2 separate regions of the Homo sapiens genome follow, and region 2 is linked to region 1. Evidence: chromatin loops called from intact Hi-C (ENCODE). Cell type or tissue: A673. All regions are shown on one strand. Links, peaks and the distances in the headings refer to the core of each region. The heading gives the core; the rest is flanking DNA.

Evidence for each region. Hi-C counts contacts between places; a loop is a spot of excess contacts. Peaks named below come from ENCODE experiments on the same cell type or tissue, not always from the same donor. Only the 100,000 strongest peaks of a DNase experiment are listed, where the experiment ranks them.
Region 2: a loop joins it to region 1, with 10 times the contacts of the local background. A loop is called at or near these places in 10 of 110 quality-filtered maps.

Annotation. Positions count from the first base shown.
Region 1 is chr17:69,240,218-69,251,382 of GRCh38, forward strand. It overlaps ABCA5 (ATP binding cassette subfamily A member 5), which reads right to left. Exons shown (of 39, transcript NM_172232.4): 36 at 10,255-10,404; 37 at 9,688-9,767; 38 at 8,045-8,100; 39 at 4,094-7,427. The coding sequence ends at 7,320. It also overlaps a transcript of ABCA10 not described here. Among named protein-coding and RNA genes, the nearest start is that of PRO1804, 11 kb to the left of the region's middle. In A673, for the core only: a CTCF peak has its summit at 6,763 (motif pointing left); a DNase peak (open chromatin) is centred at 6,754; H3K4me3 peaks cover 1,107 bases; H3K27ac peaks cover 1,003 bases.
Region 2 is chr17:68,461,850-68,473,014 of GRCh38, forward strand. It overlaps a transcript of PRKAR1A not described here. Among named protein-coding and RNA genes, the nearest start is that of WIPI1, 9.9 kb to the left of the region's middle. RefSeq lists a silencer at 4,439-4,488. In A673, for the core only: CTCF peaks have their summits at 1,347 (motif pointing left), 4,475 (motif pointing left) and 4,681; DNase peaks (open chromatin) are centred at 1,282 and 4,442.

The sequences.
Region 1 (11,165 bases), core at 2,209-10,208:
TACAGTACATTTCTTCCCTCAGAAATACCAGCACAACTTTCGCCAAGTTACTTTATGTCTTAATCCTTGTTATTGGCCATTAGGAAGGAAGTTAGGAGCAGATCCTGGAATGGGGCTTGTATTAGTTTGCTAAGGCTGCCCTAGGGAGTTGAAAAGTGTGACCCGTTTGATGGTAGCACTCTCAGAGGCAGGAGAAATAAGTTCTTTATTTCTGAAGGGGAATATAGGCAGTTCATTTCAGCATCCACAGGAGCCTGAACAATGGGCCATTCTATGGTCCCAGAATAGAGGAAATGGAGGGTTTGGAGTGGCTAACCTAGTTTCCAAACTAAAGCACTCTTCGGTTGGTACAGTGAAATGCAATTTCTTTAGTAAATAGTACCATGTGGTGAGATTTTGGTGGTCTGTCTTCTGACTGTGATATTAACTTGTTTCTGTAGAACTCTTCAGCTGCCTGACTTCTCTACATCATCAAGCCTCCAAGGGATGGGCCCCTTCCAAAGTTGTCTTCCTCTTTCCCAGCAGTGCTTTCCCAAGAAATCAATCACAAACTCAATTTCACTTTACAATTTCCTTCTTTTCAGTTCTTCAGTAGCTAAGATTTGTGCCACTGGGTCTCAAATCTGTTCTCAGAATTTCCTTACTCTGGGTAAGACCCCTTGCCTTCTGGCAGTGTGCTTCAGTTAACATTACCTATGTTTCACTACTGCTAGGGCCTTGCTGTACCATCAATACCCCCTGACTCTCAGCTTGTGAATGGGTTCCAAAACTAACACTGCTCCCAGTATTTATTTCCTTTGCTCACTGGACATCTCCACTTGGATGTCTAATGAGCATCTCAAACTTAACAAATACAAAACTGATCTTTCCCTCAAATCCTCAAACCTAAACTTCCACGGTCTTCTTCATCCACTTGATGATACTAGTAGAAGATACGTTCAGAGACATAATTGCTGATAATTCTACTCTTCCAGAGGCTCAGACAAAACAAAAAACAAAAAGCCCTTGTGTCATTGACTCCCTTTCTCCCATACTCCATGTACTATAATCTCCACCTTCTCAATATTCAGAATTAGACCACTTCTTATTCACCTTCCTGATTCAACTCACCATCTCTTGCCTCATCAAATGCAATGGCCTCCTAACAGGTCTCTTGTGCTCTGTCCCCTCATATCTGATTATTTTCAACACAGCAGCTAAACTGTTCCTTTCAAATATGCCTAATGTTGCCACACCTCTACTCAAAACCCTCCAATGACTTCTGATCTCATTGAATGTCAATAAAATGTCCATAAGGGCCCTTTCGATCCCATCTTCCACTAGTGTCCCCCTTAATCAGTTAGCTAAAGCTTCACTGGTTCTGTTTCTCAAATATGCCACTCACACCTTGCCTCAGGGCCTTTGTACTTGCAGTACCAACTCACCTTCTCAGTGTAGTCTTGCCTACATGAGATCAGTGTGCTTTCATCTGCAGCACCAAGAGTCCTTATCTCCCTCCCCATCATCTAACATACTATGTATTTTTTTAAAGTAGGTAATTTGTCTTACTATAATAAAAGCTCAGTGAGGGCAGAGACTTTTGTCTATTGTTTCAATAATGTATATGCCTAGTGCTTAGAAAAGTGCTTGATTCTTAACTGACATACAATAAAATATTTGTGAATACTGAATAATAATGAAAAGCAGTCTTTCTTTGAAACTTAAAGACTTTAGGCACCATCATAGACGGCTCTAAAAACTATCTAGTGTCTTAATTTGGTGAAGGTAAATTCAAAGGATGCCTACTTACTAAAGAATTAGAAGATACAGATAAGGCCTTTTAAAATTAGCAGATATGATAACACTAGAAGCTGAGATTTCTTACCAATTTGTAAAGCTTGATGTATAATTTTAATCTCATTCTATCACAAACTTGATTTCATGTACACTGATGTATGAGAATTTAAATGTAGTCAACAGAAAACCAATATCAACTACATCATAATCACATAACAATATCAATAGTATAATTTGGCCAAAGAAATTACTAGCCAATACATATACATCACAACTAGCACTCAACATCTTTTCCTACAACTATATGACAAAGATATGTTAATAAATAAAAATTAGATAAGGTGAACCAAAACAATAATGGTATTATTCTGTCAGTAAAATGACTATAGTATTATGGTTAATTAGACATATAAGAATTACAAAACAGAAAGGAAAGTAAAATTGCAACCCAGGTGAGGAATTCATTTTCTTTCTTTCTGTTTTTTTCTTGAGACAGAGTCTCGCTCTGCCGCCCAGGCTGGAGTGCAGTGGCGCGATCTTGGCTCACTGCAACCTCTGCCTCCTGGGTTCAAGCAATCCTCCTGCCTCAGCCTCCCAACTAACTGGGATTACAGGCACGTGCCACCACACCCAGCTAATTTTATATTTTTAGTAGAGACAGGGTTTCACCATGTTGGCCAGACTGGTCTCGAACTACTGACCCTCAGCCTCCCAAAGTGCTGGGATTACAGGTGTGGGCCACTGCACCCGGTCTGAGGAATTCATTTTCATTAATTAAGCACGTTATACTATAGTCACAACACAGAAGCTGGAAAGTCCTATTATCATGAATTTGGATGAAACGTAATAATAAAACCTAAAAAACATCTTGTTTTAGCGGAAAATACTGGGTTGCAAAAACCTGAAACTTAGATTGGGTTAACTCACAACTTAAAGCTCAAAAATCAAAGTTTGAACATAAAAGAAGGGCCACCTCAACAGTTGCCAGTTTAGTCTTAGAAGGCAGATCCAGGTTCTATGCTTATATCATTATTTAGTTTAGTTGATAGATACCCCTTGATCAGTCCCAATTGTTAACTGAGAAACCTAATTAGCATCCATCTCTTGGTCTCAAATTATCAAAGGGATAAATTTTGATAGTGTGAGATAGCTCTTTTATTGGCAAATGTGTAACTCTGCAAAGGTATATATGTAGACACGGTGAAAAAATTACTTCTGATTAGTGTACTGATACTGTATTTATTTGAGAATCTTGCACACACATCACGTAACAACAGGGATATGTTCTGGGAAATGCATCATTAGGCAATTTTGTCACTGTGCTAAGGCAATAGCCTATTACACATCTAGGCTATATGATACAGCCTGTTGGTCCTAGGCTACAAACCTGGACAGCATGCTACTATACTTAATACTGTAGGCAACTGTAACACAATAGTAAATATTTGTGTACATAGAAAAGGTACAAGAAAAATACAGTATTATATTTTATCATCTTACTATGTGGCCCATTTTTGACCAAAATGTTGTTATGCAACACATTACTATATTTATGCAAGTGTGGCTGCAAGCCTTATAACCAGGAAGTTTTGTGTATTTTGCCTATTTTTACGATGCTTGAAGGCCAGGTACAGTGGTTCACACCTGTAATTCCGACACTTTGGGAGGCCAAGGCAGGAGGATCCCTTAAGCCCAGGAGTTTGAGACCAGCCTGGGCAACATGGCAAAACCCCATCTCTACAAAAAATACGAAAATTAGCTGAGTGCAGTGGTGCATGCCTGTAGTACCAGCTACTCAGGAGGCTGAGGTGGGAGGATCACCTGAGCCTGGGAGCTTGAGGCTGCAGTGAGCCGGGATTGTGCCACTGTACTCCAGCCTAGGCAGCAAAGTGAGACCCTATCTCAAAAACGAAAGAAACACCAAATGATGCTTGAAATTCTTGAGAACTTGATTTTTTAATTTAAAACGGTAATTTAATTTGCAAGAGTTGTTTAGGCACTTGGGAAGAATCTGTTCATTAAGTTTAAAATATTGCCTAAGTGTTTGTATGAATCAATTCATTCAAAAATTCTAAGGAAAGTGATAAATATGTAAGTAGTGTTAAATATCTGAGAGTAACTGAACCTGTTATATGTGATAATGTGTAAGTTAAAGTGATTGCTTTCTATTTACAAAAAAATACATTCAAGACAAAAAGATCTATAAACATACCTAGTTTATGTTTAAAATCTGAATGTAAATTAAAACAAAGTAATTGTCAATGTTCCTTCTGCACTTGAAAACTAGCCTCAGATACTTAAAAAAAATTACTAACAATTTTAGTGCCAGGTTTTTGCATCATTTTTAATATGAGCTACTCATTATTCAATTATCAGCACTAAATAACAAAGAATTCACTTCAGTATACAAAATGACTTGTCTTAAATTTTCAACTCTTAAAGCTTATTATTAATATAATCATATTTATTTTTCTTAAAGAGCAGCATTGAGAATTGCTTACATATATTATAAATAAAAAATAATTAAACTTTTACCTGATAAGAATAGCTGATATAAAAATTATTCATCTGAGAATAAATTCTTTCATTTTAGGAAATAAGCTATTTCAGGAAAGAAAATAAAAAATCAATGTTAGCAAATTAAAAATACATTAAGGATAAACATTTCTATTTCTCAAAAATTAATGCCTATTTACATGTTACACAAAAATACAGTATGGTATTTTAACAAACTCAGGGCACAATTAGAATGAAGTTTTGAGTAACTAACAGAACAACAATAAAAACAATAATAACAACACTTATCCTAAGTAAAATTAATTGTGCTCCTATAAAACGTTGTTAGTACTACTAGCAAAGGATTTGTCATATTATAGTTAGTTATATAAAATAATAGCTAGTTATATAAGTTATATAAGTAATATATTATATATATTTTATGTAAGTTATATAAGTATCTATCTTACAGATCTCCACGATCTTACAGGGCCAAAACTGATAGTCATCCGAGTTCTCTCCAAAGAATCCATTTCTGGAAACATAATCACTTAAAATATTTGTTAAATTACATTACTCTAAAAATGTTTTAATGATTAAAACCAAAATACTGACCTAAGATAATTTGTGCAAATTTAAAAGAAAAAAATTATTTTAAAGAAAACCCACTGTCTTTACTGAAAACAAACTAGAAAAAAAAATTAAGAGCCCACAAAAGTAAGATGTAAAGTACACTCATCATGTTTTTTCTTGCCTTATTAGTCAGTAAACACTCACTCAGTAAAGCTCAGCTTTTACTTTCCTTTGAAAATTTGACCATGAATGGGAAATATAAGGTTGGTGATGTTGCTTTTGCCTAATATGTATATTTATTTATTTATCTGTACTGACATAGAAAAAAGTTTTGAGATCAGTAATTTAAGACATTTTAAAATTAGTATGTTCATAAACATGAACTGTACACTGTAAATAAATATATTTCACTTTTTGCCTCCTTTGCTTTCCAGCTCACTTACCCTTGTTTTCCTAAGAATTAAGTTATATTTCTCCTGAGTCAGATTTTGTTACTGTGAAAAAGGGAACATAATTTAATTTAACAACCAAAATATATTCTGAGTATATAAAAACTAAAAAAAAATTTGAATGTCTTTTAAAATTGTTTACAAGAGCATGTATTCATATACATTAAAAGCAAAGTAACTAAATGAACAAAATAAATAACATGATTGTGACTACTCAACTTTCACTTTGCAGGAAAAAAAATTTACTTTGCACCAATTACACATTCACAAATGTAAAGTGAAAGTTACCAAATCTACGTGCAAAAGCAGGTAATTTTCTTCATTAGTCATGCTCTATCTTCAGATGACATAACTTTCTTAGGATGGTCAGGTTCTAAAAAAAACTATGCTTTTTCGTGACTGCCTTAGTAAACTATAGATATAATTTTGTTGCTTTTACTAAACTTAAGTATTCAAGGTTACACATAATTACAAAAGCACATCCCAAAAAAGAGGTCCCTGGGTATTTATGTGAACATTATATATACTTTAGGAAAGTGTATAGCAACTGCCCCCAGCAATGGGGGAAAATATCAGCCACGTACTTTGTACCGAGAAAGAACACTTTTAAATCCACTGCTAGAGCCTAAAATCACAGATGTCTTATTACACAATAAAGCTAAAAGTTCATTAAATTTTGCCTACATTAAAGAATGAATAATGCCACTGAAAGGTTTTGCTTATTTAAAGTAATTCAGTACCAAATCCTTCTGTCATTGCTGTTGTTGTTGTCTAATACAATAATCACACTCTCAATATATTTGTTTTATGAAGTTAATACTTTCATTTGGTTGAAATGTAATGTCAACTAGCATTATTTACACTATTTTATACCTTGAGCCAATACATGGGTTGTACAAGGAAGTATTTCTAAGAAAATATTAGCCATGCCTTTAACTCTATCAAAAATGAAATTCTGGTTCTTATTAAAAAGAAATAGGCGCACTGCACTTACAATTCTTAATTTAACCCTTGAAAGAGTTTATTCATATCCTACCATGTTCCAAAGTCAATGAGGTAAGTTACTAAATAAATCTACACACTGATCTACTTACAATTTTATAGAAGAGATTCACTAAAGTTTACCAATAAAAACAAATACCCAATAAAATATTTTATTCAAGAACAAAATTAAATGTGCCCTTTGCAAGGAAGATGACAAAAAATTTATATGTTCCAAGAGTGATGAAGGAAAAGGTATGGCTTAATTCTACCACCTCCATAGATAACTGTCATTCTAGCCACAGAGTCAAAGAATCAGACTATTACGTAAGATTCTACACACAGTCTTCCTTTAATTATAATAACTAAAACCTTCTGAATTTTACTTTAAATTAAAGAAATGTAATTTCACATACCTAATTACCTAAGCCTAAAATCATGTACTAGAACAAGGGCTCATTTCACTTATTATGATCAATGACTGCCACCTAGTGGATATAACTTTCCTCAAATCTCTATATTGAGATTTCCTAGTGCTTACACTTCAGCTTTTACGGATGACAACTTCCATTCAAAGTGGCTTTTTTAGAAATTAAAAAGGAGAAGCAAGAAACTTTCACATTGCTTTATGTATCTTTTCTATGCATTAGTTATGAATTAGTTTTTTATTTAGATTGGAACATTACGTACTTATTTAAGAAGATGGCATAAACTTAAAGATAACTTAAAAATAAAACTATTCTATTACAATTCCTTTAAATCACAAATTCAGAAGCACTGTTTCTGAATGGTGAAAAAGATGACATACAAACTATATAGTTCAATATACTTCAATACAAACATGCAGCTTCACTTAATTATACATACGTTTTATTTAAAGAAAAGCAAAACACACAACCACAGCATTTCAATTAAGGAGCTTAGAAAAATTTCAAGTGCGTTCTTGGTTCTCCAGTTACCATTCCAATAAAAAACTTTTTAAACCAAAGTTAAAATTAAGTGAAAAAGAAAGAAGTCCCAGTAAGCAGACCGAACAATACAAATTCAAAATACTACTCTATCTTCTTGTGTTCGTTCCCACCAAAGTGTGCTGTTTAAAGTTCCACAACTATTATCTTCCTCCTCTTGTTCTTTAGTGAGTTCTACAAAAACCTAGGTGAAAAGAAATAAATGAATACAGTATGCTGTATCTCAAGTACCTCAAAGAACTTTTAACTAAATCAGAAATGGTACAAGGCTATATCTAGTTATATCAACAAGTATCAAGAGATTTATTAACATTAACATTATTCAAACAGATTATTTTCAAAAGTTACATGCAAAGATGAATACTATTTTAGATTAATAGATATGTTTTTTAAAAAATAATTCATAACTACTTAAACAATGTAATTTCAAATACACTAATGTGAAACACCACCATCATGACTCACTTTCTTTACAAAATGAAAAAAACAGATATTCAAAATCAGCAAATGAAAGTTAGCTTGATTTAAGCATTCCATATTGCACACATGTATCAAAACATCACTGTACCCAATAAACAGTGTGATTTGTCAATTTAAAATAATATCAATTTAAAAAATAAAATTTAAAAAATTAGTAAGTGAAGAACCTAAGGTTGATTAAAATTATACCAAGTTTAAGATCATTCTGTACCAATTTGTCACTGGTTTACGATATCTCTCCCTCTCTAATATAAACCAAAACAATCGATATCAGATACTTTCTTCTATAAAATAATTTTTAAAAATTTAACTTTATAGTACCTGTTCCAATGTTGCTTGAGAAAAGCTATATTCTTCAATGGCAAAAGCATGTTTAGCTATTAAAATATAAAAATAGTATTTTACTTATCAATATCTGAAAAAAATGGCAATACCTACCAAAGTGGCTAACAATGTTTTAAAATATCTCTGTAATCAACCCACTTAAATTTGAAGCTGCCAAAACATGTTATTTTTCCCGCTTACTTCCTTTCTCTTCCCCACACCTATAATTCCTCTATAGCCCTAAGTACTGTATGTTGAATGTTACTTGTCTTATTTCACTTTTTCTAAGTTCTCCTCCATTATCTTTTTCCTGGTGATTCTTTTCATGTCTTCTTTTGATCCCTGCTCTCTTATCTCCCATTCTCCAACTCCACTGTAGCCTATTCTGGCTTCTTGAACTAGATTCTGGATATTGGTCCTATCTCCATAAACCTTTTGTTTTGTTTTGTTTTGTTTTTAAGACAAGGTCTTGCTCTGTTGCCCAGGCTGGTATACAGTGGCCTGGGCAACACAGCAAGTATACAATCATGGTTCACTGCAGCCTCGACCTCCCAGGCTCAAACAATCTTCCCACCTCAGCCTCCTGAGTTAGCTGGGACTACAGGCACATGCCACTATACCCGGGTAATTTTAAAAAATATTTTGTAAAAACAGAGTCTCACTATGTTGCTCAGGCTGGTCTTGAACCATGGGCTTAAGGGATCCTCCCGCCTCAGCCTCCCAAAGTGCTGAGATTATAGGTGTGAACCACCATGCCGGCCAATAAACATGAATAAACAATGAACATCATGCAGGCCATATATTACAGACCAAAAAATAATTAATTAGTGTTCTTGGCAAAAGTAAACCCATTAATCCATAGCTGCAACAAGAATATATACAGTATCAGGAAATCTTTTTGTATTCAGTAATCACATAAAGAACAATCATAAAAATCCTGTAGTTATTTTGAAAATTATTAATAATAAACCTTATACATAAATATAGGTTGTTTCACAGTTTATAAATGCCATAAAATAATCTGCATATGAATACCTGATTCTTCCAGGAGGTGATCTCCCTCAACTGTCACCAGCATATATATATTTATCCTACATACCACTTATTTTTTAAATGCCAAGATTCTATAAGCTTCCTTAAAATTTTGGGGACTGCCCACCCCTCGCTACACTCAGAATTCTCTTTGCCACTGGAGTCTTGATAGTGTTGCTACTTCTATGGACCAGTATGAAGTAAGGATTCAAGAAACTCAGAGCTCTTGCTGCTGGACTAACTGCAAAGACTCGATAATTAAGCTGACCCTTCTCATAGATGCAATGTGATAAACTGTGTCAATGCTCTCTAAAAATTGTAAAAGGTTTACATTACAATAGAGTTTATCTACAAAATCCCTATGACATTAGTGTTTACCTGTGTCTTAGATTAAATGAATAAAAGGTTATCTTCTTATCTGCCATAGTTTCTAAAATAAACCGAGTCCCCAGTTTTAAACTTTTTAAATAAAATTCTTTCATAATTTGAGAGCTACAACATAAGTGCTTTTCAACTACTTACCTTCTTCCAGCTTAAAAAAAGATTGTGAAAGGGACTGAACATCTTCCTTAGGAATTTTATAAGCCAAAATAGAAGATACTACTTACCTTCTTCCAGCTTAAAAAAAGATTGTGAAAGGGACTGAACATCTTCCTTAGGAATTTTATAAGCCAAAATAGAAGAAAAACTGGAAAAAAAGATAAAATATGGAAAAAAATTAAAAATTACTACTATTATGTTCTAAAGCTAAAGTTCAACATGTTTAAAATTCAAAATTAAATTCAATAACTTATTTTGGTATTTAGTTGGATGAAAATTGTTTAAAATAATAACATTTTCATGCAAAACAACTCTCATTACTACTAAGAATGTTAAAAAAATTTAAATACTACTGAATATTGAAAAATCTAATACTAAGGCAGATATAAAACACCAGCCATCAGACTTCATTAGTCCAGTATTGGTGATAATACAGAGAGAGATATATAAATTATCTATCTACAGATACATATATTTCATATATATGAAAAAATATACATATATATTCACACACAGAGATATATATATATATGGTCTATGAATGAAAAGATGATTTTTCACTTAATCCTTAATATAATAACTTTTTATAACCTTTGCTCTATAAAGAAATATAACCACATTCTTTAAAATTTTACCTTTCCTGACGGCTTGCATTTGGGAAAATATACTGAATTTCTCTTTGAAGGCGGTCTACTTCTAGGTTTTCTATCCAGTCCTTCAATTTAATTTCCAAAAAGTAGCCTTTTCCAAATTTACTCTTTAGATGTTGTACTGTTCCGATACATCTGAAGTAATTTTTTAAAAGAAAGCTCAGATATAAAATGACAGCTTCAAAGAATAATCTCTCACACATATAACTACATTTTAAAAAAATATACCTTTATATTTAGAGAAAAATTACAAAGAAAATACAGCATCCCCATACACTCTTTATCCGGTTTCAGTTTCCCTAATCTTATCATCTTATATTACCATGGTAAATTCCTCACAACTGAGACACCGACATTGGTACATTCCTTGTCACTGAACTCCATACTTTATTTAGATTTCACCAATTTTCTATTAGTGTCCTTTGTTTATTCCAGGTTCTATCCAGGATACCGTAGTGTTCTTGGCTGTCACGTCACCTTAGTCTCTAACTGTGGGTGACAGTTTCTTACTCTTTCTGTCTTTTTCATGATTTTGACAGTTTTGAGAAGTACTGGTCAGGTGTGTGTTAGAAGGTCCCTCAATTTGGGTTAGTCTGATATTTTTCTCATGACTACACTTGGGTTATGGGTTTTGGAGAGAATATTACACAGCTGTAGTACTTTTTCCATCATATCATATCAGTGAATACATGATATCTGCACAACATCGTTTAGTTAAGGTAGTATTTGCCAGCTTTCTCAACTGTAAAGTTACTATTTTTCTCCTTCTGTCGTTCATTTTTTACAAGAAACTGGCTAAGTCCCGTCCAAACTTGGGGGATAGGAGATTAAGCCTCCTCCCTTGAAGTGGGTATTATCTACATATATTATTATTTGGAATTGTTCTGTAAGGAAGA
Region 2 (11,165 bases), core at 1,205-9,204, 780 kb before region 1:
GATTTCTGGGAAAGGAGATGATCGAACTGATTGGCAAGCAGGAAGCCCCAGCCAGAAGTCTGGCCGAGCAGCAGGTGCAACTGGGTTTTCTGTTTCTAATTATAGACAGTGTGTGTGAGATAGCATGGCTGCAGTGAATGAAGAGGCCCTATCATGTGCCCTTGTCCCCCAAATGGAACCATTATTTCTGGATTTATTGATTAAAAGGGGAGAGACAGGGAGCAAAAACTAACAACACTTCTAATATTCCTTGACTTATATATTCCTTCCCAAGAGTCAGGAAAAATGTTATTTCATGAAAGAGTGAATTGATGTCTTAATCTTCATTCTCTCCCCTCACCTGTCTTATTTTTGCCTCCAGAATAGCCTTCCTAAAACACCAAGGTGAATTACAGGTTCTCAATAAATGCTTGCTGATTGGCTGATGATCACGAAGACAGTTGCTTTCTACAAGTGCTTTTGCTAATGTCCTTGGAGCTGAGAGTCTGTTACCCATGCCAGTGCAGAGAGGTTCAATCAAGGTGTTTTTGTTCACCGAGGCATCTTCGCACTGGTCAAGAACACAGAGACGGGTTCAGCAGGTCAGCCAATCACCCTGCCTTAAATTTTAGAATATAATTATAGGCGATACTTGAAAATAGAAGACCAAGCTTTATAGAAAGCTTGGTTTGGAGCGTCATAGATCTTCTCATGTGACGCTAACCACATCTATCTGGTCTAGGAATGTTTATCCCCATCAGGCAGCTGCATATGCCAAAGTGGAGACTGTCGAGTAAGTTGCCAAAGGCCCTAGGACAGTTTTTGATGCAGGTGTAGTTTGTATTCTGTCCCTTCCACTGGGTGCCCAGGTTGCCTGTCACGCTGTCTCTTGGACTGCTTTGGCTCAAGGCTGGAAATAGAATTGGCATCTTAACCTGTGCTTCATCCTATGAAGGGACAGAGGAGCAAGGGGTGAAGAGATAGAGGCAGAATTGTGCCAAGAGGGCCACGGGCCAAGTACAAGGGGGAGAGTGTGGAGTCCTGCAGCTCTTCAAAGGGCACCAGCACTTTGCCTACATTTACCAAGGGTACATCTAGAAATATTCAAAAACGTCCTTTGCTCCCAAGCAGAGAGTTAGCCTGTGCTCCTGGCTGGGCATGGCTTGTTGGAACGTGCTGTACGACTTTAGGTTTCTTTCTAGTCTAGCGGTGGTGCAGGGAGTGGTAATCATTCTCTAGAATCAGTCACCCCTGGGAAGAAGGTGGATTCAAAGGCTTTGGGCTTAGGGTGAGAGGGGCGTGGCTAAGAATCCCGAGATTCTTGGTGAACAGTGCCATCTAGTGGTCTGTATGATTTAGTTCTAGGATGGTTGGGGGGACACCTCAGGAAAAACTGGCTTGAGTGATAAGATATGGGTAGCCAGTCCTAAAGCCCCAAAAGAAAGTCTCTGAGGCTCCCTTGTGTATTTTTCCAAAACCTCTTTACTGTCTATAAATGGAAAACACAGAAGCCTCCCTCACCACTTCCTCTGAAGGAGGAGAAGTTTGGAAGGAGTTTGTATATTCATTCATTCATCCATTCATTCATTTGACCAATTTTTATCATGTGCCTGTTGTGTGCCGGTCATGGCTCCAGGTTCTAGGGATATGACGCTGTCCAAAATAAATAAAAACCCCTGCCCACCTGGGCAGAGAGACCATTAACAAGAAAAATGAGATGTATAGTATCTTAGATGGTGATAAGTGCTAAGAAATGTATAGCAGTGAAAGTGTGTTTGGGAGTGTGGGGTGTAGGGAGGAGAAATTTTGCATAGGGTGGGCAGGGAAGGCCCCACTGAAAATTTCCATTTGAACAAGACCTCAGGAAGAAAAGGGAGCAGGTTATGCAGTCATATGGGAAAAAGCTCAAAGAGCAGCGAGGAGGCAGGGCCGCTGGAGTGGGGAGAAGAGTGGGGAGAACTACAGGCAAAGAGGTCAGAGTGACCTGAGAAATCACTGGAAGTTCTGACTTACACTGGAATTCGACACAGACAGCTGTGTTGAAAAGAAATTGAAGGTGTCTTGGGAGATTCACAATTCACTTTAGCACGTTCAAGTCTCCAGAAAGCCCAGCATTATGTTTATTTAACATTGTTTCCCAAGTACTTTCCAAGCTTATTTAAAGATAGATTCCCTTTCTTCCAGGAACACCCACTACTTCATGTGGGAACCTGAGAAAATGGAAATCAGCTCAGATGAGCAGACTGGAATGTTCCCAACAGTCATAAACAAGGCCAGCACAAGGCCAGGTGAAAACTGTGTTTAACCCAAGGCCACACTGTAGCTGCAAAATTACTGACATTGGCATATCTAATCCTTTCTTATCAAAGCCTCTCCCAGACCCACTCGATTTCTCCACTTGCTGAACAAAAATTTCTGAGATATCCGATGATGAAACCACCTGCTTCACAACACATCCATTCCTGACCTGATTCCTGTTTCTTCTACCTTTCCCTTCCTAGCATAACTTAACACAAACCTGGCAAAAAGCCCTTTCCCACAGCCTCTTACTGAGATGCCTCATGGTTCACTTGATGTGCACACCCTCTTGCTGCAGGAAGTTAATAAAACTGACATTGCCGAGGCGGATGGATCGTGAGGTCAGGAGTTCGAGACCAGCCTGGCCAACACGGTGAAACCCCGTCTCTACTAAAAATACAAAAATTAGCTGGGTGTGGTGGCACGTGCCTGTAGTCCCAGTTACTTGGGAGGCTGAGGCAGGAGAATCGCTTGAACCCGGGAGGTGGAGGTTGCAGTGAGCCGAGATCGTGCCGCCGCACACTGTACTCCTGCCTGGGCGACAAAGCGAGACTCTGTCTCAAAAAAAAAAACAAAAAAAACAAAAAAAACACCTAACATTGAAAAGGTTTATTCCTCTTATACTTTACCTGTAGGTGTTATCAGAGCCCAGCGTTTCATAGAACGAGGTGTAAGAACAGCTGGACAAAATGATCACTTCCTATTATGAAATTCTGAGTCTAAAGACATTGCATCCCCCCAAAACTGTCTTGTATACCAATCAAAAACAGCATTTTAAGAATGAAAAGGGTGAGGAAGTGTGGGTTTTTTTTTTTTTTAGACGGAGTCTTGCTCTGTTGCCCAGGCTGGAGTGCAGTGGCGTGATCTCCGCTCACTGCAAGCTCCACCTCCCAGGTTCACACCATTCTCCTGCCTCAGCTTCCTGAGTAGCTGGGACTACAGGCGCCCGCCACCACGCCCGGCTAATTTTTTTTTTTTTGTATTTTCAGTAGATACGGGGTTTCACTGTGTTAGCCAGGATGGTCTCCATCACCTGACCTCGTGATCTGCCCGCCTCGGCCTTCCAAAGTACTGGGATTACAGGCGTGAGCCACCGCGCCCGGCCCCGGCCGGGTTATTTTTATAAGTTACTCCTTGTCTATCTGGTCCCTTCTGCTGCTAACATTTTTGGCTGAACATTTGTACTATGGGATCTCTTGGCTTGATGAGGGTTTAATACGCTTCCCTTCTGCTGGGAGCCTCCTTGGACTTTCTTGGGCAATGCACAGATGTCTGGAGACAGACCAGATTGTTTCTGGGCAAAACAAAGCACATTGTCTCAGCTTTCTATTATTATTATTATTTTTTAGATGGAGTCTCACTCTGTTGCCCAGGCTGGAGAGCAGTGGTGTGACCTCAGCTCACTGCAACCTCCGCCTCCGGGGTTCAAGCAATTCTCTTGCCTCAACCTCTGGAGTAGTTGGGATTACAGACGTGCGGTGCGCGACCACGCCCAGCAATTTTTTTTTTTTTTTTTTTTTTTTGTAGAGACGGGGTTTCACCATGTTGGCCAGGCTGGTCTCGAACTCCTGACCTCAGGTGATCCACCCGCCTGGGCCTCTCAAAGTGCTGGGATTACAGGCATGAGCCATCGCGCCCGGCCTGTCTCAGCTTTCTTGAGCTGTGATGAGTGTATAGGCAATGGTGATTCACAAAAGCAGACTTGCATCTTAGAAAGCTCCCTACAGCAGCAGTAGAGGATGTCGGAGAGGGGCGAGTGATGGGGGCAGAGACCAGGTGAGAGGCTGGTATGTCAATTCAAGTCAGACACTGGAACTTAGGTGCTTGCTGTGGGTGGAGGTAGAATGTATAGGACTCAGTGGCCTATTACATGAGGGAACTGGGAGAGGCAGGTCAGCATGGAGATTGGTTGTCAGTGTAACTTGGGTTTCCCCTGACCTTACTGACTTCTGCGTGCAAATGGGCCTGTCGTGCAAATGGGCCTGTGTTATCACTTACCCAAATTTCACCGGCTTCTTCCTCTACCTTTTATAGAACATACAGCTCCCTCCAAAGCCTTTCCTATTAATTACTGGGAGTCCCCGGAAATGCCTCGCACGTGCGGGGACCTGCCCTTTTAGGCTTTGCCCATAGGGATTTTTGTTTCTGCTGATGAAGGCCCTTGTGATTGATGCCTAATTGCTGCCACCTGCTGGAGTCCACTGTAACAACACTGAAGTGTTTCTTCCCACCAGTACACACCCTTTCTGCTTGTATTGAAATGTTATTTATGTTTTCTCTCTCTTTTTTTTTTTTTTTTTTTTGAGACAGAGTCTCACTCTGTCACCCAGGCTGGAGTGCAGTGGTGCGATCTCGGCTCCCTGCAATTTCTGCCTCCCAGGTTCAAGCGATTCTAGTGCCTCGGCCTCCCGAGTAGCTGGGACTACAGACACCTGCCACCACACCTGGCTCATTTCTATATTTTTAGTAGAGACAGGGTTTTGCCATGTTGACCAGGCTTCTCTCTATCTCCTGGCCTCAAGTGATCCACCCCCCTTGGCCTCCCAAAGTGCTGAGATTACAATCGTGAGTCACCGTGCCCAACCATGTTTTCTCCTATCTTATGTTAATGTGGAGAATTATATTGAGTAATTTTTTATTGAAGTGAAATTTACATACAGTTAACCATTTTTAAGTGAACAACGCGGTGACATCTAGTGCGTTCACAAGGTTGTGCATCCACCTCCGTTATCTGGTTCCAAAACATTTCCATCACTCCGAAAGAAAACCCTGTACCCCTTAAACAGCTACTACCCATCCCTCCTCCCCAAGCCCTTGGCAATGACCAGTCAGCTTTCTGTTTCTATGGATTTATCTATTCTGGATATCTCATATAAATGGAATCACACAATACGTGGCCCTTTGTGTCTGGCTTTCACTTAGCAGAATGTTTTCAAGGTTCATCCACGTTGTAGCATGTGTCGGTATTTCATTTCTTTTTATGGCTGAATAGTATTCCTTTGAATACGCATATCACAATTTTATACATTTATCAGCTGAGGGACATTTGGGTTGTTCCCATCTTTTGGCTATTGTGAATATCATGAACATGTGCATACATGTACTTATTTGGTACGTGTTTTCAATTCTCTTGAGAACACTCTGAACTCCTAGGAGTGGAATTGCTGGGTCACCTGGTAATTCTATGTTTAACTTTTTGAGGAACTGCAAAACTGTTTTTCATAGCAGCTGAACCATTTTACATTCCTATAGCAGCATACAGGGACTCCAGTTTCTCCATATCCTTGCCAACACTTGTTATTTTCTGTTTTTTTGTTTTTGTTTTCCGAATTACTATAGCCATCCTTGTGGGTGTCATGAACACTAAAGTTTTATGAGATGCCTGCAAACTGCAAACCCTTGGGACATCTAACCAGTGCTCGATGCCCCAGCATTCTCACTGAGTCAAAGCCCTACTGTACTCTCAAGATCCCTGTGCTCATTCTGGGTCACACTCTTGACACCTGGACAATAAGTTTCAACACAGAGCTCTCTCTTTATGAAGCTCAAATGGGAGTTCAAGAACTCGATATCTGAAGCAGATCCCAGGCTTTCCTTCCTGGCCTGTTCTTTCCAATCTTATCTTTCATTCTCCTAGCTAAAATCTCTTGATATACCACCAGCTCTTTAGGTACACTGGGATATGATTGCTTCCAAACTTAGCTGCTTAGCTTCGGCCGGGGATCTCTATTATGCAGGGGTTGTTGTTGTTGTTGTTTGTTTGTTTTTGTTTGTTCATTTGTTTTGGAGACACGATCTTGCTCTGTCACCCAGGCTGGAGTGCAGTGGTGCCATCATGGCTCACTGCAGCATTGACTTCCCAGGCTCAACTGACCCTCCCACCTCAGCCTCCACAAGTAGCTGGGACCACAGGCACATACTACCATGCCCAACTAATTTATAGATATACATTTTTTTTAGAGAGATGATGTTTTGCCATGTCACCCAGGCTGTGATGGAGGTCCTTGTTAGGATGGAGAGTGGGGCCAATCATGCAGATGATACAGAAAAATAAACACTGAGGACCAGAAACTTTGGTCCCTTTGGCTGTAAGGAAAACCCTGTGTGACATCAAAGAGGGCATGTCTAGGAGGTATTTGATATCTGCATCTGGGGCTAAGGGTAGATATGTGAGATTGGGAGAGAGATCTAGGAGTCATTGGGGGAAGATGTAGTAGCTGAAGCTGTGAGAGGAGGCAGGCTGTAATGGAAAATGTGTCAGTTGGTAAAGAACTGGAACGAAATGTCCTGGTTTGACGTTTTGAGTATTCCTTTAATTTTAGGAACACTATCAGAAAAGAGGCTAGCTTGTGAGCTGAGTCGGCTGCAGCAGCTCTAAACCACACATTGCTGATGAGTGAGAACCTCTGTTATAAATGGAAATGTGAACTGGCAAATGCTCATTGGCTAAAGCTGAATGCACCAGTTTATTTTGGTACCTATTATGTCCATGATCTCCTATTTTCCTTATTGATTGCAAATACGCACGAGGAATAAAAAGCTGGCTTGCTTTCCAAAAACATGACTGAATGTTTTCACTGCTGAATATCTAAAGAGGGTACAGATTGGACCTTTCATTATTTCTCTGAGGTTAGAAATGTCCTTTGGTGGGTTTCTAATTTTTCATGAAAGGTCAGTTCCAGAGACTATTTACATGCTGTTAGGAAAAACATCAAGCAGACAAGACATATCTCAAAATATTTAAAGTGGCCCATTCCTAGGCTCTCAGCTCTTCTCTCTCCACTTCCTCTCCAGGGATCTGTTCCACAGATGGGGGCTTAAGTCAGCCTCTATCTATAGGTGACCCTTGTCTGACCTTATACTCTGGAATGCTCCATATGCCTCTGACTTTCATCCCAGGGAACATCAACACCCACTTCCGCTGGCATTCCTGATGGGATCTCTTTCTCCTGAGCAGTTGAAAGAGTCCTGCTTCAGTGACTCCCAGGGAAAATTGAGAGAGTCATTTTTTTAAAAAAAGAGATTTATCCCACACCAAAACAGGAATCACTCATTTTGCACCATTTTAGGCACTGTCTATTTTCAAGGTAGGCTGCTTTTTTTTTTCTCTCCTGTTCTTCCAATCCATGAACATAGTATAGATTGTTAAGTCCTTTTGAAGTGTAAAATTTCCCACAACCACATAGCTCAATTTCTTCTACCCCCAGGAGCTTTTTTTTCTTTTAATCACATTAGCCTGTGTATTTCTCCCAAAACAGTTATCAAAACTGAAATTATCTTGTTGATTTCTTGGTTTACATGTTTACTATCTGCCTCCTCCATCTAAAACAAAGTTCCATGAGGATGGGGTCTCCTGTCTTCTCCTAGCACCTAGAGCAATGCCCCCATGTATAGGTGCTCATGAAATGTTTGTTGGCTGACTGACTTACAGAATCAGTTGCTTAAATATCATACAAAACTTTCCATCATGAATGTCCTTTTTTTTTTTCCCTCTCTTGAGTAAGGATGTTGTCCTGATTTAACTAGCATTATTGACAAATGCCAATTAACTGTATTAGTGGCTCTCAAGCTTTTGGATGCTCTTTACACTCTTAAAAATTATTAAGGACCCCAAAGAGCTTTTGTTTGTATGGATTATATCTATCATTACTTAGTGAAATAGAAATTAAAACTGAGAATTTAAAATATTTATTAATGCATTAAAGTAATAATAAACCCATTATATGTTAACATTAATATTATTTTTTATACCCCCAAACATACAAAACACAGGGAGAACAGAGGCATCGTTTTTTGTTTTTGCATATCTCTTTCATGTCTGGTATAATAGAAGACAGCTGAATTCTTATATCTGCTTCTGTATTCAACGTATCATATCACAACATCATGTAGCCTTTGAAAAACCCCTCTGTGCACTTGTGAGAGAATGTGAGTAAAAAAGGCGAATAACATCTTAGATTTTTTTTTTTTTTTTGAGACAGAGTCTCACTCTGTCACTCAGGCTGGAGTGCAGTTGCGTGACCTCGGCTCACTGCAACCTCCATCTCCCAGGTTCAAGTGATTCTCCTGCTTCAGCCTCCTAATAGCTGGGATTACAGGAGCGTGCCACCGCACCTGACTAATTTTTGTATTTTTAGTAGAGGCAGGGTTTCACCACATTGGTCAGGCTGGTCTGAAACTCCTGACTGCGTGATCCACCCGCCTTGGCCTCCCAAAGTGCTGGGATTACAAGCATGAGCCACCGTGCCCGGCCCATCTTAGATTATTTTGTAAATAGTTTTGACTTCATAGATGCCCCAAGAGAGTCTTGGGTAAACCCAGGGATTGCTGAAGCACATTGAGAACCAAAGATTGATATTAGTGGAGAGGAATATTTTTCTTTGTCTTTGAACTACATTATCTTTAAACACTACTTTTCTCTTCGATATCCTTTGCTTAGCTTAATATTAAAATACATTTGCATTCCTCAAATCTGCCAAAGGTGGCCAAGATACATAGTGAGGAAGGGGTGATGGAAAAACAAACCAAAGGTTAATAATTCGTTGCTTTTATACAGACACATCCACATACAAACAAAAAAACAATAAAAACATGTGCCTTTGTGAAGCATGCACTGTGTGCTCTATATTTTCCAAAGATTATCTCTATTATTATATCAACATTTCCAGGCAGGAATTATCAGCTTCATTTCATAGACAAAGAAATGGAGGCTCAGAAAACCAAAATAATGTATGAAAGATTGCCAAGCTAATAAGTAATAGAGAGGTGACTGCCACCCCCAAATCTCTTTTCTTCCAAAAGCATGGCCTTTTTGACCATCAAATTCTAGATTACCACAAAATGGGAGGGAAAAACTCAGAAACAATGAAGAGTTCACTGTACACATTAGCCTTATTGTTTTGTATAAATGAATAAAAAAACTAACTCCTTTTTTTCTTCTAGTGATGTGTAAATTTAAAAATTCAATGCATTTTTTCCCCCAGATTTGAAAAGTAATACACCCACAGCAGAAAACTGAAAGACAACTAAATGTCCATCAGTAGGGGACAGGGTGGTTGCATTAATTGCGACACACTTGTGGATGCAATACTATGCAGTCATTAAAAAGAACAAAGCAGCTCTATTGGTACTGAAATAGAACTATCTCTAAGATGGGAAAAAATAAGGTGGCTCAAGTTCTACAGTATGCTGTCATTTGTATTTAAAATGTATATATGAATATGCACTGGTAACTGGTTGCTTTTGTGAATTCAGTAGAGGGACAAGCAGGAGGCAGCTTATTTTTCTGTAACCATAATCTCCTCCTCCCCCAGACATAGACCTTGATGTGTGGTATGGACAGAAACCCTAACTTTTCAGAGAGCAGAACCATCCAGCCATGTGTAACATCAAAACATCACTCTCACAGCCAATTCAAAATGGCTAAGCCCCTCTATTCTTTTCCCACCTCCTCCTTTCCGTTCCGTCTCTCTCTCTGCCTGAGTTGGGGCCATGAGAGGGGATTACTGGGAGAGGGGGGAGGTCTTCGCCAGGGATGTCCCTGTAGTACTTTCTTGCCTAATGCTTTTCTACTAGGGGAGCTCTCCAAATGTCTGCAAATGCCTGACTGTCTCAGAGGCCCCCCACTTGTGGGGTTATTCAGAGGACTCCCGTGAGACCTTCTGAATGGCCTAGTTTCTTTTCTTTTTTTTTTAGACAGAGTCTTGCTTTGTTGCCCAGGCTGGAGTGCAGTGGCGCGATCTCGGCTCACTGCAAACTCTGCCTCCCAGGTTCAAGCCATTCTCCTGCCTCAGCCTCCCGAGTAGCTGGGATTACAGGCACCCGCCACCACGCCTGGCTAATGTTTTTGTATTTTTAGTAGAGACGGGGGTTTTACCATGTTGGCCAGACTGGTCTTGAACTCCTGGCCTCAAGCAATCCGCCCGCCTGGGCCTCCCAATGTGCTGGTATGACAGGCCTGAGCCACCGCGCCCAGCCTGCACTGCCTAGTTTCTAATAGGAGTGAGGAGGTGTGGTTCAGCTGTCTTCTTGTGCTCAGCTCCTTCCCCAGTGCCCCACCCACACAACCCCTTTCTTCTGTGGCCCAGGCAGGTGGCAAGTAAGGCCATTCAGGATGGCTCCAGCCTTGCTAACTCCCCCAGCCTCTATGACTCTCGAAGCTCTCAGACCCTCACCTTGCCATGGGTGGAGAAGTCCTCCCCACACTACCATTTCCTCACCCCTCCATGTTCTGGGGGACACAGGTGGAACTCCCAGGAACTTTCCTGCTCCGGGCGTGTGAGTCTTCACTGCACTACCAAGTTTCCAATCAGGGCCAGTGACTTAACTTGCAGACCCCAGTGCAAAATGGAAACGTAGGGTTTCCTGTCCAAAAAACAGGAGAAACTGCTGTTAAAGACACTAAAACATAAAGCTTTTCTTTAAAAATATTTTATTTCTAAATAAAATGTAATAGGGAAAAGAGTGATGCGTGAGCATCACACTTAACTTACAAGTTGCAAAAAAGTTAACATTTTCGTGTCATCATTTTATGTAATGGCTGGGTGCAGTAGCTCATGCCTGTAATCCCAGCACTTTGGGAGGCCGAGGTGGGCAGATCCCTTGAGGCCAGGAGTTTGAGACCAGCCTGGCCAACATAGTGAAATCCTGTCTGTACTAAAAATACAAAAATTAGCTGGGCGTGGTGGCATGCCACTGTAATTCCAGTTACCCAGAGGCTGAGGCACGAGAATCACTTCAACCCGGGAGGCGGAGGTTGCAGTGAGCCAAGATCATGCCACTGTACAACAGCCTGGGTGACAGAGTGATACTCTGTCTCAAAAAAAAAAGTAATAAATAATAAATTGTTAATGTGGTATTTGATTGATCATTAGATTTTTCTGCTCACT